Regions from separate parts of the Homo sapiens genome. Here regions 2, 3 and 4 are each linked to region 1. The links are chromatin contacts, found by Hi-C or POLR2A ChIA-PET in ENCODE. All regions are on one chromosome and are shown on one strand. Each heading gives the region's core, a stretch centred on a gene start or an enhancer-like site at or near the end of the contact. The rest is flanking DNA. Distances are from core to core; before and after follow the strand shown. Region 1 has its middle 79 kb from the start of GFPT1. Region 2 overlaps ANTXR1 (ANTXR cell adhesion molecule 1). Region 3 overlaps ANTXR1 (ANTXR cell adhesion molecule 1). Region 4 overlaps ANTXR1 (ANTXR cell adhesion molecule 1).

The links. Hi-C counts contacts between places; a loop is a spot of excess contacts on that map. ChIA-PET counts read pairs that join two places held with the same protein, here RNA polymerase II (POLR2A). Pooled maps may share reads with other maps.
Region 2: a loop to region 1 is called in a map of endothelial cell of umbilical vein, with 4 times the contacts of the local background. The contact joins two enhancer-like sites. A Hi-C loop is called at or near these places in 6 of 168 maps with a recorded cell type or tissue (A673, IMR-90, PC-9 and 3 more) and 7 of 50 pooled maps. POLR2A ChIA-PET finds 5 or more read pairs at or near these places in 4 of 52 experiments (GM10248, H1, HEK293 and 1 more).
Region 3: a map of ascending aorta shows a loop between it and region 1 (4-fold over the local background). The contact joins two enhancer-like sites. A Hi-C loop is called at or near these places in 5 of 168 maps with a recorded cell type or tissue (aorta, ascending aorta, chondrocyte and 2 more) and 9 of 50 pooled maps. POLR2A ChIA-PET finds 5 or more read pairs at or near these places in 1 of 52 experiments (OCI-LY7).
Region 4: a map of PC-3 shows a loop between it and region 1 (7-fold over the local background). The contact joins two enhancer-like sites. A Hi-C loop is called at or near these places in 5 of 168 maps with a recorded cell type or tissue (PC-3, PC-9, aorta and 2 more) and 2 of 50 pooled maps. POLR2A ChIA-PET finds 5 or more read pairs at or near these places in 1 of 52 experiments (OCI-LY7).

What each region holds. Positions count from the first base shown.
Region 1 is chr2:69,305,991-69,309,532 of GRCh38, forward strand. No RefSeq gene overlaps it. Among named protein-coding and RNA genes, the nearest start is that of GFPT1, 79 kb to the right of the region's middle. RefSeq lists enhancers at 123-862, 1,348-1,397 and a silencer at 968-1,117. Within about 2 kb of position 1,526, at least 28 of the 41 ENCODE cell types and tissues checked have a DNase peak (open chromatin) inside an H3K27ac peak, as active enhancers do; they include ascending aorta, endothelial cell of umbilical vein and sigmoid colon, where a contact is called at or near this core.
Region 2 is chr2:69,080,971-69,084,512 of GRCh38, forward strand. The region is part of intron 8 of ANTXR1 (ANTXR cell adhesion molecule 1); the gene reads left to right. Among named protein-coding and RNA genes, the nearest start is that of MIR3126, 21 kb to the right of the region's middle. Within about 2 kb of position 1,786, at least 23 of the 41 ENCODE cell types and tissues checked have a DNase peak (open chromatin) inside an H3K27ac peak, as active enhancers do; they include ascending aorta and endothelial cell of umbilical vein, where a contact is called at or near this core.
Region 3 is chr2:69,116,954-69,120,495 of GRCh38, forward strand. The region is part of intron 10 of ANTXR1 (ANTXR cell adhesion molecule 1); the gene reads left to right. Among named protein-coding and RNA genes, the nearest start is that of MIR3126, 15 kb to the left of the region's middle. Within about 2 kb of position 1,898, at least 6 of the 41 ENCODE cell types and tissues checked have a DNase peak (open chromatin) inside an H3K27ac peak, as active enhancers do; they include ascending aorta and sigmoid colon, where a contact is called at or near this core.
Region 4 is chr2:69,137,428-69,140,969 of GRCh38, forward strand. The region is part of intron 12 of ANTXR1 (ANTXR cell adhesion molecule 1); the gene reads left to right. Among named protein-coding and RNA genes, the nearest start is that of MIR3126, 36 kb to the left of the region's middle. Within about 2 kb of position 1,809, at least 11 of the 41 ENCODE cell types and tissues checked have a DNase peak (open chromatin) inside an H3K27ac peak, as active enhancers do.

The DNA.
Region 1 (3,542 bases), core at 276-2,775:
AATAGCCTGAACCAGCTTCCAAATCAATGCAAAATCCACTCACCTAGGGGCCTCGTCTTAGCTTAGCCCTTGTCACCCCCAGCCCGGGACCCTGAGGCGACAGCAGCTCACCTTAGAGACACCAACATTCTTTTCTGGTCCCTAATGCGCTGTGGACAGGGAAACAACCCAGCCTCGCTGACCTCAGCCATCTTCCTGTGCCAAAAAAAAGGAAAGGAGCCAAAAGGAAGAGAGGCGGGAGAGACCACATTTTAAGGAGAAAGATATTTACAGATAGGCTCCCTCTCCTGCCTTCAACCCCTGAGCTATAAAGCCTTGAAACGTTGCAATTTGCAATCAAATGTCAGACACAAAACCTTCTGGCTGGAGATGCAGCCGTGCCAGCTTCCTGAATTCTCTCCTCAATGTCGGCTGCGTGGGGATTTAAACTCATTTAAACTGGTGGGCCTGGGACCGGCTGTATCCATCAAAAACCAGGAAGGGGAGCCGGCGCGGGGCGTGCACAGCTGTAGGAGGGCTCTCTGTGTGCGAATCCAGGCCCTGAGTTCGCACGCCCACCTGGGGCGGTGGTCCAGCCGCCAGGAACCCGCTTCCCAGCCGCTCCCCCTCACGCAGGAAGCCGGGACTCTGGGCGCAGCTCTCCCGGACCACGGCCACGTCCTGGCTCCAGCTACGGAGGCAGAAAGAAGCCACAGAAACCTAAAGGACAGGAGGGGAAACTGAGCTTTCCGCGTGGGTGCGGCTGCCCTTGACACCCGCTTGGGGGCTCCGGAGGGGGAGGCAGGGCGGCCCCGCGCTGAGGGTGGAAGCGTGAACATCCGAGCAGAGAGAGCGGGGAGGGGCCGTCCGGAGAGATGCCCCGCTGGCCCGACTGTGGCCCCCGGGAAAGACGCCGGTCCCGTGAGCACCGCCCCTTCTGTTGTCTCCAGACGCCCCGCTGGGATCACTGCGCGCCGCCGCAGCTTCCCCACTACCCGTTCCAGAGCCACACCCTGGGGTGCGGCCGACACAAGATACCGCAAGGCCGGAGCCCCTCTGCGACCCCTACTTCCGAAGGCCGGGCCCCGGGCGCCTGCAGCCTCTTCCGCACCCGGCTCGGCCGGCGGGTCTGGGGCTCCCGGCACAGGTGGAGGTGGTGGCAGGTAGGAGGCGCTGCGGGGACACTACTGTCCCTGCCCTCCAGACGGCGCCCCGGGACGGCTGTGCCCCCAGGGCCTAGAAAAGTGCCTGAAGCTCAAGGGCCGCTCTCTGAGGGAGAGGGGACCGATCTGAGTGAGATCAGGGAGCGGGCAGAGGGGCTTGGAGGGGACCAGCCCAGAGCACCCCCACAGGGTGTCCCTTGGGTCCTGCCCTAGACTGCGCTGGATGGATTCTGCACACCCCACATTCCAGCCTCCCAAGACCATTGATGCCCTGTGTTTGCAGGCATGGCGCGCCCCGCAGAGCGAGAAATGTAAGGAAGGGCACAGGGCCGAGACGCGTGGCCGCCCCTTAACTGCGCTTCCTCTCGACTCTCGGGGGCTTCGCGGCGTCTGTGCTCATTCAGGCTGGGAAGGCGCTGCCCCCGTGTGGCCGCTGCCCGTCTCCGCAAGGCTGTCGTGTGGGGCGCTCCTCTGCTGTGACCAGCGCGGTTTGTGTGATTCCGCTCCCCCGCTCACACCCACCTGTTTCAGCACTGTTTTAAATAGCCAGAACCAACTTCCTAATCAATGCACCTGGGGTGGATACGGCGCGGGGGTGGGGGTCACAGTAACACCACAAAGTAGCATTTTTCTGGTTCGGCTCCACCTGGAGAACTGTGGGTTCTGCGGACCCCCGAAAATTCCAACCAATTACCAAGTAGTTCAGAAGTTCCAGGAGTCTGGGCCACTGTGGCGGTCGCCATCTTCTCCTGCTGAGGGGCTGAGGTGCCCATTGCTGTCCCTCTCTTCCCGGTGCTCTCAGTGCTGAGCTCCAGCATGCCCCTGTGGAAGGCCCTGCCACAAAGCCTGGCTGCTCCACGCTCCCTGACTCGGCTGTCCTCAAATCCCCCTTCCCCTCTGACAGCCAGTGGTTTCTTTACATCAACTAGGTGCCCCCAAGGTTAGACTTTCCAAGGAAGACCCCGCTCCATTTACACGGTGGTTTCGTTTTACATTTTTAAGCAACAGTTCTCTCAGATATTATTAACAGAGAAAGCATCGTTTGGGTATAAAAGAAGAAGGCCGAGAATGAGGACATCTAGACCCCAGCTGTGGTGTTCTCCAACCAGCGCTGTGCTCCTGGGGGTCTCTCTGGTGGCTCTGTTTAACAGGGGGTCACCTGCTGAAATAGATGGCTGTGGTGTTCATGGCAGGGGATATGAGGATCTTTTAGTGCAGAAGAAAGTTTAGTGGAAAGGAGATGGTGGAGCAGTGAATGAGAGAGTGACCCTGTGGTATGTGGTCCCAGCCCCACTCAGTGCAAGAACTGAGCCTGGTAATACCTCAGGAGCAGCCGCTGTGGGGTGACCAGCTTGCGGGGCAAGGCATGGGCCCTGAGGAGAGGGCACAACAGGTGCAGACGATTGCTAACCCAGACCCGCAGAAGACGTAATGGGCTTCTTCCTAAACACACACGCAAACTCCTGGGGACTTTGATAAATGCCTGTGGCATTTGGAGTGGTGGAGGAGGACACCAATGTCCTGTCGTTATGAAGGACCCCAAAGCTGGGGGAATTAAGCCAAAATATGGACCCACAGATTGGCTGCTGCTGGCGATATTCACAGGAGGTCATGCAGATTCTGTCTGGGATCATTGGAGTCCCGATGCCATGTCTACCTACATCATGCACGTGTGACACCCTTGGAGTAGAACCAGTTTATTCACAGGGTAACCCTGGCAGTGGCATCTGTAGAGAATTCTGGAGCTTGCAGCTGGGAGGGACCCTCAGTACTCCCTGCTGGCTCTGGAGACCCCAGAGGACAGTGAGGGGGCAACAACTGAGAGGACCTCCTAGGCTGCTCTGAGCTCCTGGGCAGGTCTAGAGAGGTGGCTGGATGTTCCAGAGGGAGGAAAAGGCAAGTGGCTTTGCCCAAGCTGGCTGGCATTTCTGGTCACTCTGTGTCCCTAGAGAAATGCCTGAGAACACTCAAAGTCCTTAGGTCAGACCCAACATGTCTAAAAAGACGGAGTCTTCCTGGAGACTATGGGGAAACTATGGAGAGGAGGGTCACAGGGATTATGTCAGATGTGCCAGAATCTGGGATACAGGCACACAAGCTGGGTCGGTGATTCCTGAAGCCAGGTTACCCTGGCATTTCCAGTGACACGATCCAGTTCTAAGTCCCCTTTTGTGCTTCAGTTCCATAGAGTAGGGTTTCTGTTACCCATAACCAGAGGAGTCCTCTCACAATACAGGATTTGTTAAGTCTCCACACATAATTAGATATGGGCTAACAGGAAGTGGACATCTCAGGCAGTGGTAATCTGAAGGCTGCGGTGCCACTCAGAGAGGTGTGGTAGGTGCTGTGCAAGTTGTATTGGGAGTGTGAACTGAATTACTGTGGCAGTGTCTACTTCTG
Region 2 (3,542 bases), core at 536-3,035, 220 kb before region 1:
CAATAGAGCAATCAGGCTTGAAATCAAGACTCAGGAAATCTAGACATCATGGCACTCAGAATCAATAGCATTTCGGCCTTTGAAGAAGAAAACTCACTATGACTTGAACACGTTCTCTCTATTAGCGCCTCTGCCAGGCACTTAACCACCACTCTCTGAAGAAGGATTTATTATCCCCATTTTATAGATGAGGAAACTGAGGTGCAAGAAGGTTGGAGAAACTGCCCTCAGGTCTGCCCTCTTATAATGGTGGAGTGGGGAATTTGAACTCAGCTCTGGTTCCAAAGATTCTGCTCTTTTCATGACATTTGGCCATAAATGTCTGAGGAAATGGAAAATCACCACTGGATTACCAGAAGCCAGTTGCCCAGGGCTTGGATTCATCAAATCCCCAGATGCTCTGCTTCCTCAATCTGATGCTCATGTTTTGATCTTTCCACTGTTCTTCAATCCTCTCTCCTTCAAGAGGAAGTACTTATGTGTCAGATTTTTTCAAAATGTTCCCACTTGTTTTCCATTTTAGTTTCTTAACTGAGAGGGATAGGAAAAGGGCAGAAGGAAATTAACAGCTGTAGAGAACTTACTTTGGAACCAGACATTATCCCTTTTTCCCATATAATATTATTTCATTTAAAAATCATAACAATGCTGCAAAATAAATATTCCTATTCCAATGTTACAGATGAAGAAACTGAAGCTCAGATAACCTGCCCAAGACCACACAGCCCTAAGGGGGAAAGCAGGGTTAGAACCCACTTTTTCCTTGACTCTAGAGCCCATGATTTTTCCTACCTCTATTTTCTTAGGAAGCTAAAAATAATCAAAACCACCATTCAGTGAGTTCGTACTATGTGCCAGGTACTGTGCAAATCATTTCACATAATCATCTCCTTGAATCCTCACAGGTGCCATTTGATGTAGAAATCATTACCCCTTTTATAGAAGTAGATACTAAAAGTTCAGAGAGATTCACCAACTTGTCCAAGGCCACACAGCACAGTGAGTAGTGATCCCGAATAGACTCAAGTCTTTCTAATGCCCACGATGTGAATGCCCACTGTGTTCTACTAAACAATGCAGGCAGGCCAGGAAGTAGCTCCATTTCAGAGAGGAAGACACTGAGGACTGAAAACGTGAACTGGCTTGACAGAGGCAAGACCAGAATCCATGTGGCCTGATCTGAATACACCGTGGATGGGCAGGGGAGCACTTTGCCTCTTACTACCAGGTAGAGACCACCTCCAGAAATCATTACTGCCCAACGGATGAAGTACCATCGTCCTGAGAAGCTGGAGAATTGACACAGGCTGCAAGGAACATCTCCCCTTCCACACTTGCACAGGACTCTACCTCTGAGCACCACGACAGTTTTCCCACTCGCTTCTGCAGAATATGGTGATAAAATTACAAGAAGAAGTCTGGATGGCTGGAAGATTGTAGCCCTTGAAGCCAGTAACACTGTAAAGGAAGAAACTATTCCTGTGCCTTCTCATATTGTGGCTTCTTCAGGGAATTTCCACCGACCACAACTGGTGAATTTAGCACCAGCCCTCGAGCAAAAGTATGAAGCAAAGGTCCAGCAAGGCTCCTGGGTCTTTGCTTGCCTTTTCAAAAGTGTTTCAGGCAGTGAAACAGGAACCCGCATAAAAGCTGGGTTCAGATAACACCGAGATGGGTCAGCAGCTTTGAATCCCAACACTCGGCCTGGTTACCGTGATGCCAGCTCCTCCTCCCAGCTATCCCCACTTGGTGTGCAACTGAGGGTGGTGCCTGAAACCAAGGACACTGTCTGAAAAGGAGAGCCCACAGCTGCTGGCACCAAGCCATCTCCATCTAGGAGAATTTCCCTCGAATAAATATTTAAGCCGACATCAGGCTTCCTGTTAAGGAGAGTGAGTCAGCACATAGAGCTTTCTGCATGTTTGATCAACAATAAACAACAAGCATTGAGCAAACACAACTATGTTTGCAAGGATTTCTCGCAAGCTGTGGCATGACCATCCTTGTTATCAGGGAAACTGTGAGATCAACGGAACCGAGGAATCAATCTATTCCATGGTATATATAAATTTATTTTATTTATGAAAACCAGATCCTGTGCTGATTTGTCCCTTCCACTCATGGGAAGCAATGTAATCCCCTAATCTGGCCCAGGCCCTAACAAAGCTGTGATAAAAGGTGAAATCTGTCTTCCAGGCTTGCCTCCCAGCTACTCTTCCAAGACCCCAACAGGAACTGCAAAGGGTTTTCCTGTGATCAGAATTCATGTCACATTCCCAAAGTCCTGGAAAGTGTCTGCCTTATTGAACTAATCCCTTTTCCAGGGCTAGCAGATGGGGAGGCACATTTCAGCAGCAGCAGCTCTTCTCATAAATCAGGCTTGTTGGTCACTGGAGGCAACCTCCTTCCCTTCCTTCGCCCCATCTGAATCCTGTCCAAAGGCACCCTTCAGTCTTCCCATCTCTACAAAGCCTGCCCTGCTCTCTCCTCTTCCATGAGCTCTCCCTGCCTTGGACTCCAGTGGCACCAATTTTTTGAAGCTCTTGCTTGGCATGTGGATCTGTTCCATGCCTCTGCCATTCCTCCTGGTCACATGCTAAGTTGTGCAATCCCAAAGACTGCCCTATGTGTCATATTTCCCATGATATGCAGCCCTGTGCTTTGCATATTTATTAATTATAAAGCAACCCAGAGTACCATAGAGCTTTTGTGACCCAGGGAAGACCTACACTGCACAACAAGAGGGCAGTCTGTGGCTCCGTTTCTTGTAAAATCCCCTCAGCCTCTCCCCTCCCCTCTCTTCCAAGATTGCATCTGTAAAACATGGCATTCTGGGCACCATTCACATTAGCAGGCTTGGATACGAAACATAAATAGAATCAATTGTAATTTCTGTAGTGGGCAGAGAATCTTTTTTCAAAAAAATCTTTTGCCTCAGCAGTCATTAATTAGACTCAGATTTTGCAGACACTCAGACCAGGCATTTCTCCTACACTATTATTTCTATTCAGCTTATTAAAAAGTCCAAATTGAACAAGAATTCCCAGAGCTTGAACAGGCTACAAAGATTGCAGAGGGGCATGTTCAGTTAATCCTCAGATCATTCCTATTCTTCCTGCAGCCCCTCCTCCTATATTGAGGAATCTGCTGAGACCCACTATAAAAGCAACAGCAGAATTTTAGAACGAAATCAGCTCCCAAGAAAGGCCACTCACTTTTCCAGTCTGCTCATCTTACTAAATAAACCACATTTTGAAGTTCCCAGCTCTCTGAGCTTTTCTCCTGCAGACATGAGAAGAAAGTGGTTTAGTGGGGAAACAAATGAATTTCCTACTTTTAGAACCTTGTTTATCCTACACTCCTTTGGATCGGATTCTCATTGAGTGTGAAACTAACAGAGTAGCATCTATTTAAGTGAGTGGGGTGCCCTCCCTCAGACAAAAACTTTGGCATGTTTTAAGAATAAGCTTTATTGTTTAAGATACACAAACTGCTTCAAAATGTGTTTTGTTGCATGTAAGCGTGGTATAATGTATTTGGTA
Region 3 (3,542 bases), core at 648-3,147, 190 kb before region 1:
GAACTTTCTTCTTTGCCAGTCTGAAAAGGATTACATTGTCCCAAGGTCTAAACCTGTAAATATACACTTATGAGTGTATGGTTCCAGAGCATGGCTTCATTCTAGTTGGCATGACCAGGGCCTCTCAAAAGACACCTGAACCTTTTCTTCAAGCTCTTCATCCCTAGACCCCTCTCCTGGAAGGCAAGCTCCTGTTGGTATCCAGCCTTGCCCATTGAAGATCTTGGCCATGTGCCTCCAGAGCTGTCAATATGAAGAGCCTCAGCTCCTGGTGTGCTTCCAGCTACATTATAAGACTAGCTGGGCTTACACTGGGCAAGCTATTTCAACAAAACTTGGGTTTGAATTCCGGCTCTGACACTCACAAGTGGTGCAGCACTAACTCAATTAACTAACCCTTCTGACTCTCAGTTTCTCAAAATGTAAATAATCTCTCTCTCAGAGGGTTGTAGAAGCATCAAATGAGATCGTGGGTATATGATGTTAGAAAAAATCAACATGCATGCACCTGTGTGTATAGATATGCATATGTGTATATGTGTGTGTATCTATACACACACACAAATTCACTAAAGCTTTTCATTTCCCTATTAATTCCTGATGTCTACAAAGATGTTAATTTGGTAAAGTGATATCATTAAGCAATCAGGCATTTTGAACATTTTAATGTTTAATCCCTCTGATTTTAAACCATACATCCATGTAGTCTATTTTAAAGGTGTGGAGGCCCATGTAATAAAGAAGAATAACATCTACTGAATGCTCAAGTGCTAAGTATCATGCTTTGTACTTGAATGCGATATTATTGACTCCCCACACAATGTCATCACCACTGTTTATAGATGGAGAATGTGTGTCCCTAGTCACACACTAGTAAGAAAAGGGCTCAGATTTGAGTCGGTGTGATCTGAAATATCCTCTGCCCCTCTCTGTCCCCTCGGTATGCAGCTTGAGGGATGCCTAGCTCCCAAGTCTGGGGCGTTTAGCACTCTGAGATAATGATACTCATTGGCCCCCAAATCCTGATAAATCCCCAAATCCTTATCAAGCTTGTCAGACTCCTATAGACAGATGCCTTGGGTAAACCTATGTCATAGGTACACACAGAATTCTAAAATATCTTTGGTAATGGACAAAAGAAATTTATATTTCAAGATCATCTAAGAATTACATTTGGCTAGGCCCAGTGGCTCACACCTGTAATCCCAGCATTTTGGGAGGCTGAAGCAGGCAGATAGTTTGAGCCCAGGAGTTCCAGAGCTGCCTGGGCAACATAGGGGACCTTGTCTCTACAAAAAAAAAAAAAAAATTTAATTAGCCAGGTGTGGCACTGCACTCCTGTGATGCAGTGACTAGGGTGGGGTGGGTGAGGGGGACAAGGTAGGGGGATCACTTAAAGCACAGAAGATTGAGGCTGCAGTGAGCCGTGATTGCACCACTGCACGGCAGCCTGGGCAGCAGAGGGAGACCCTGTCTCAAAAGAAAATAACAAAAATTTAAACATAAAAATAAAATTTTCATTGAATGTCTGATTTCAAACTCCCACCCCTCCCTAATTTTCTCCCCAGTTGCAAACAAAAGCCAAGTGGGCCAGTCCGAGCTCCTGGCCTTCATTTTCCCTGCCCACCCGGTGCTAGTGAGCAGCGAAATGGCCACCTAGAGGGTGGACCAGCAGGGGCCTCGGCTGTCCTAGGAGTGGATCGCGGCCCCACATATGTCACGACACCACTGGCTTTGGCACACGCTGCAGCGAGGCTGGCACGGCCCTGGGGCCAAACGTGGCACGGCCGAGGTGCAGCAAGGAAGGCTTTGTGCCCTGCCTCCCAAATGGAGTTCCAGGAAGGAGTCAGATGACCTGAGTTATGGAAACCAAATGGCCCTCCTTTGTTTAGAGAGAGAGAGAAAAAAGTCACTCATTTTTGTGGTAAAATGAAAACAGGCTCCAAACCAAACAATCCTCTCGGAGCAGAAAATGCCAGCTCCACAGAGCAGGCCCACAGCCTGGGAGGCTGATACACTCGGATGGAGGAAGGTCTTCCACAGCCTCAGCGAAGCCTTTGCAGGCCTCCCAGTGAGATTTTCCTCTGTTTTGCTCCAGAAATATTTGGTCTCCCAAGCAGAAAAGGAAAAGGAAAGGAGGGGGAAAGTGAGAAATGTCTGCCTGGCCTGGGCCACACTCATCCTCTCACTCCTTTCCAGTTGGGATGGAGGAAGGAGAGAGGAGTTGTCCAGAGGCAGCCGGAAGTGAGGCCAGGCGCTAACCCAGGAGCAGGGCATGCCAGCCTGGAGTCTCCCTGGCTGTGGCGCTGCAGTGCGCTGCCTCGGATGCTCTCCTCGGCGTGACCCAGCTCTCCCCACAGAAGGCAGCCAGAGTCACATGGCCTCCTGTGGCTGCTCTGTGGCTGCCCCGTGGCTCTGTGGGCTGGCTATGTGGACAGGAATCTGTACTCCCAGGTACTGCTGGTGCATGTGCAACAGGATAAGCCATGGCCACGAGGAAATAAATATAGGTTCGAGTCAGCCACGCCTGTCCCCAGTTCAGTTTATTCTCTAATACAAGCCTTTCCTGGAATGGAGAATCTCTTAGTGAGAAAAGAGTAATGCAGAGTTCATTTCTAGTCTTGGCTTTGCCTCTGGCTTGCGGTGCAACCTTAGCTCACTGTCATCCCGCTCAGCCTCCATTTTGCATCTGAAATATGAGCCTAATGATCCCTGCCCTGCCTTAACTCACGAGGTTGTCATTACAAGGAAACGAAGCACAGCTTCTATCAAGGCTGGTGCTTATAGCCTATTAGATAATCATGCAGACTCTGCAGCCAGGCTGCCTGGGTGCAGATCCAAGCTCCCGTGTGTAACCTTGGACAAGCTACTTAATCTCTCTATGTCTGTTCCTCACCTTTAAAATGAAAGGAATAATACACCATCCTGATAGCTCTGCTAGAAGTTTAAATTTGACTAAGTGACATACAGGAAGTGCTTAGAGATTGCCTGCATGCAACATGCGCTGGCAAGTCTGGCTGTCATTGTAGATGCTCCTTGACTTAAGATGGGGTTATGTCCTGATAAATCCATCGTAAGTTGAAAATACCATAACTCAAAAATGCATTTAATACACCTAACTTCCCAAACATCATCGCTTAGCCTCGCCTACCTTAAACATGTTCGAAACACTGACATTACCCTATGGTTGGGCAAAATCATCTAACGCAAAGCCTATTTTATAATAAAATGTCGAATAGCTCATGTAATTTATTTAATATTATACTGAAAGTGAAAAACAGAATAGTTGTATGGGTACTCACCATTAATATACACAACTGAAAGCACCTTTATAAAGTCACAGTATTGTTTAAGTCGAACCATTGTTAAGTTGAGGACTGCCTGTATTATCATCACCGATGGAAGGACATCTTGAAAATAATAATGCTTGGGCCGGGTGCGGTGGCTCACGCCTGTAATCCCAGCACTTTGGGAGGCCGAGGCAGGCGGAGCACAAGGTCAGGAGTTTGAGACCAGCCTGGCCAATATGGTGAAACCCCATC
Region 4 (3,542 bases), core at 559-3,058, 170 kb before region 1:
TCCATTTATGCCACCTCCTGGGTTATTGAGGCTATTCCAGATAGTCTTTTGGGTTGAGCACCCTGGTTCAGTGAATCCATTTGAGAGAAGCACAATTATAGGAAGAAGTGCAAAATTGAAAAAGGATCTGAAAAGTCATTGGGAGCCTGGGCAACAGGCTCTACAACAGGGTCTTTTGTAGAGACCCTATCTCTACAAAAAATAGAAAAATTAGCCAGGCATGGTGGCTTGTGTGCATGTAGTCTCAGCTACTCAGGAGGCTGTGGTGGGAGGATCACTTGAATCCAGGAATCCAAGTCTGCAGTAGGTCATGATTGCACCACCCTATGCTGTGCAAGAGAGCAAGACCCTGTCTCAAAAAAAAAAAAAAAAAAACAGTGGGCGCGGTGGCTCCGCCTATAATCCCAGCACTTTGGGAGGCCAAGGCATGTGGATCACCTGGGGTCAGGAGTTCGAGATCAGCCTGGCAAACATGGTGAAACCCCAAATCTACTAAAAATACAAAAATTAGCCAGGTGTGGTAGCGGACACCTGTAATCTCAGCTACTCAAGAGGCTGAGGCAGGAGAATTGCTAGAACCCGGGAGGCGGAGATTGCAATGAGCCAAGATTGCACCATTGCACTCCAGCCGAGGCGACAACAGCAAGACTCCATCTCAAAAAAAAAAGAAAAAAAAAAAAAGAAAGAAAAAAGAAAAAAAAATTGGTAGAGGGGGGAAGGAGTTGTCAGTGGGAAAGAGAAATGGGAGGAGGAGGAAGAGGAGAGATTTAATAGTTTGGGGAAAAGGACCAAAAAGCAGAGAAAATCTGAGAGGATCTCCTTTCTACCAATGCTAAAATAATTGTCAACTCTTTAAATAGTCCAACATTGGCAAAATCAGTGAGCTAAGTTATCTGAGAATGGGAGATGACCCACCAGGATCATATTGTCCTAGTTGGCAGCTTACAGTCATACTGCACTAAATTACAAGTCACCCCAGAGTCATTACGTGTATTTTCTAATCAGGATAGTATTTGGGACTGACAGGATTTATATTGTTTGCATTCCCAGAAGGCAGTCAAACTCCTCCCTCTGTTCCCTACAGAATGACAAGGTCCCATGAGGGTATATAAACACCTTCCCTTTTGCAAAGCAGCCATCTTCTCACCTATACATTAAGGCACCAAGGAAATGCGAAAGGCAGGGAGTTAATTTATTTCTCCTCGAAAGAAGAGTCAGCCACAAACGATACATAACTAACATTCCTTTGCCATTACTGTGGCTACTGGAACAGACGTTAGTTTAGTCAGTGCCCAAAGCAGTGGGCTTCATGTTTTGTTTCATTTTTTAAAAAAATAAAAAGCACTTGAATAAGTGACAACTGAAATATTACTGAGTTTCTTTTCAACACAACCCAGCATCAGGAAAACTGTTTCATTTGCAGGCTGAGGAAATATGAAAGAGCAATTTTATTTTACCTGCATTGCCCAAATTTATGGACTTAGAATACTTTATAGGTATCTATAAAGCTCAAGATTCTTGAGATTGTATATAAAAGGTGCAAACTCAGCCAAAGTAAATATCTACAAAATGCTCCTTATGATGGAGCTTGACCTGGCAGCCCCAGTTAGCTCCTACCTACTGGCCTTAAAATTTGTGAATGTACTGATCCCTAACAGATAAAAATGTTGAATGGCAATTTTGTATTTCATACATCCTCACTCTAAATAAAATTATGTCCATTTCTACTCTGTGCCTTTGATCACATTTCATTTTCCTTCTGGAATGCCCTCTCTTCTTTCACCTATCCAATTTCACTGTGGCCTTAAGGCCTAGCCCAGTGCTTTCTGGACCTGCCCCAGGATGACTCAGTGGCCTCTGCAAGCCTCCTAACTCCCTCTGCTCTGAGCTCAGGCACTGCACATTGCAGCACCTTTGAGAGTTTAACTGCATTTCACCAGTACGGCTCTCCAGGCAAGCCCTGAGAATCAGTCCTGACTTTGTAATTGGACTCTGACAACCTCTTTCAGGGTTAGAAGTTGATGTCTATCTTTCTATGCCTCCTACTGTTGAGCATGCATTAGAAACTCAATGGGAAATAAGTTCTTGGTTTATTGACACCCTATTACACAGTTTAATGACATTGCTTTAAGGAATTGATCATCATGGTTACCTCTGGTTGATCATGGATGATAGATTCATGGTTGATCATAGATGATAGATGCTCGGGTAGAGCATCTATCTTTTTGAGGCACCACCCAAATTCACCTTTCCAAGTTCGTAATCTAAAGCAACAGCCCATGGTATATTGTAGGTGGTGTTTACTTACCAATAATAGGTAACGGTGATGCCAACTAATACATGAGGGATGATCAATCAGACCAATTGAGCATATACATTAAATAAATGGCTACATTAACGGTAAGTAAACGAATCACTATATTTAGTAAAACAAAAAATGAAAATGAGACACCAGCCTTTCTCTTCCAGTGTCATAATATTTGAGCACTACTAAGTACCTTCTCTGTAATCCTATTTCAACACCCCACTTCCAAGAACTAAAGTACTCCAAGTACTAACAAGCTACATCTTGTCTGGATTATTCTCTGAAAACTGGTTTTGATTAACAAGCTCCATGCATTTTATGGAGAGAAAGGGAAGTGCTGAATGAATCCAAAATTTACTTTAATCACCTTCACCATCGTAAGTAACATGAAATGTCATGACTGGGTCAGGGTGACAAGAGTACCACAAGAGTACTTATCACCTTCTGTGATAAGAGCCTCAAAGCTTGAGTTTGTGGGAGTATGTCATCAATCTTCCCCTTAACTGCATATTAATGATGGCTTATCTCAGTCCTTCTGGTATTATTCATATAAGGCATAAAGTAATAAGATTTATAGCAAACTAGGATTTATACATCCATATGATTTCTGCTCCTTCAACGGATTTGCTTTGGAAAACCATATGCTTTCTCCAACAACGCTGTCACTATTCCAAATATATTCTGCACTCTTGCTTTGAAATGGTCATAACTTTAAAGCCACAATATTTGAACATCCTCAGTAGGGGATTAGGGGAATATCATCATCATTTGATTTCTAAAACCCCAAAAGCTGTAGGAACCAGTTCTGGTGAATGATGGATTATCAAGCTCAGAACTTTCATGAATGCTTTCATGAAAAGCAAAGCATGACTAAGAGATTATAAGATTTTCTTTTGGGGGCCTATAAACTGACTTTAGAAAGAGTCCCAAGGGAGGTGTTTCAGAATTGCTTTGGGCAATGGCTGTATCACTGGAGGTAGTCTCCAATCTCCAAAGCCACTAGTTTGGAGATAATTAGATTCATTTGGATGTGGGAATTCAGTTATGTTCACTACATGAACAGCCTCATTGCTTTATAGCCATGCTTTTTAGAAAGAGTTCCACAAAGGTTTAGGTACCTAATACTTTTTCTATACTGCCCCACTTTGGGTTAAGGAATCTACTATCTTCAGTGTCTTATCAATTTAATTGCCATCTCTAGCCCAAATTACCTCTCAGGTGGCCAGAATGAATCACA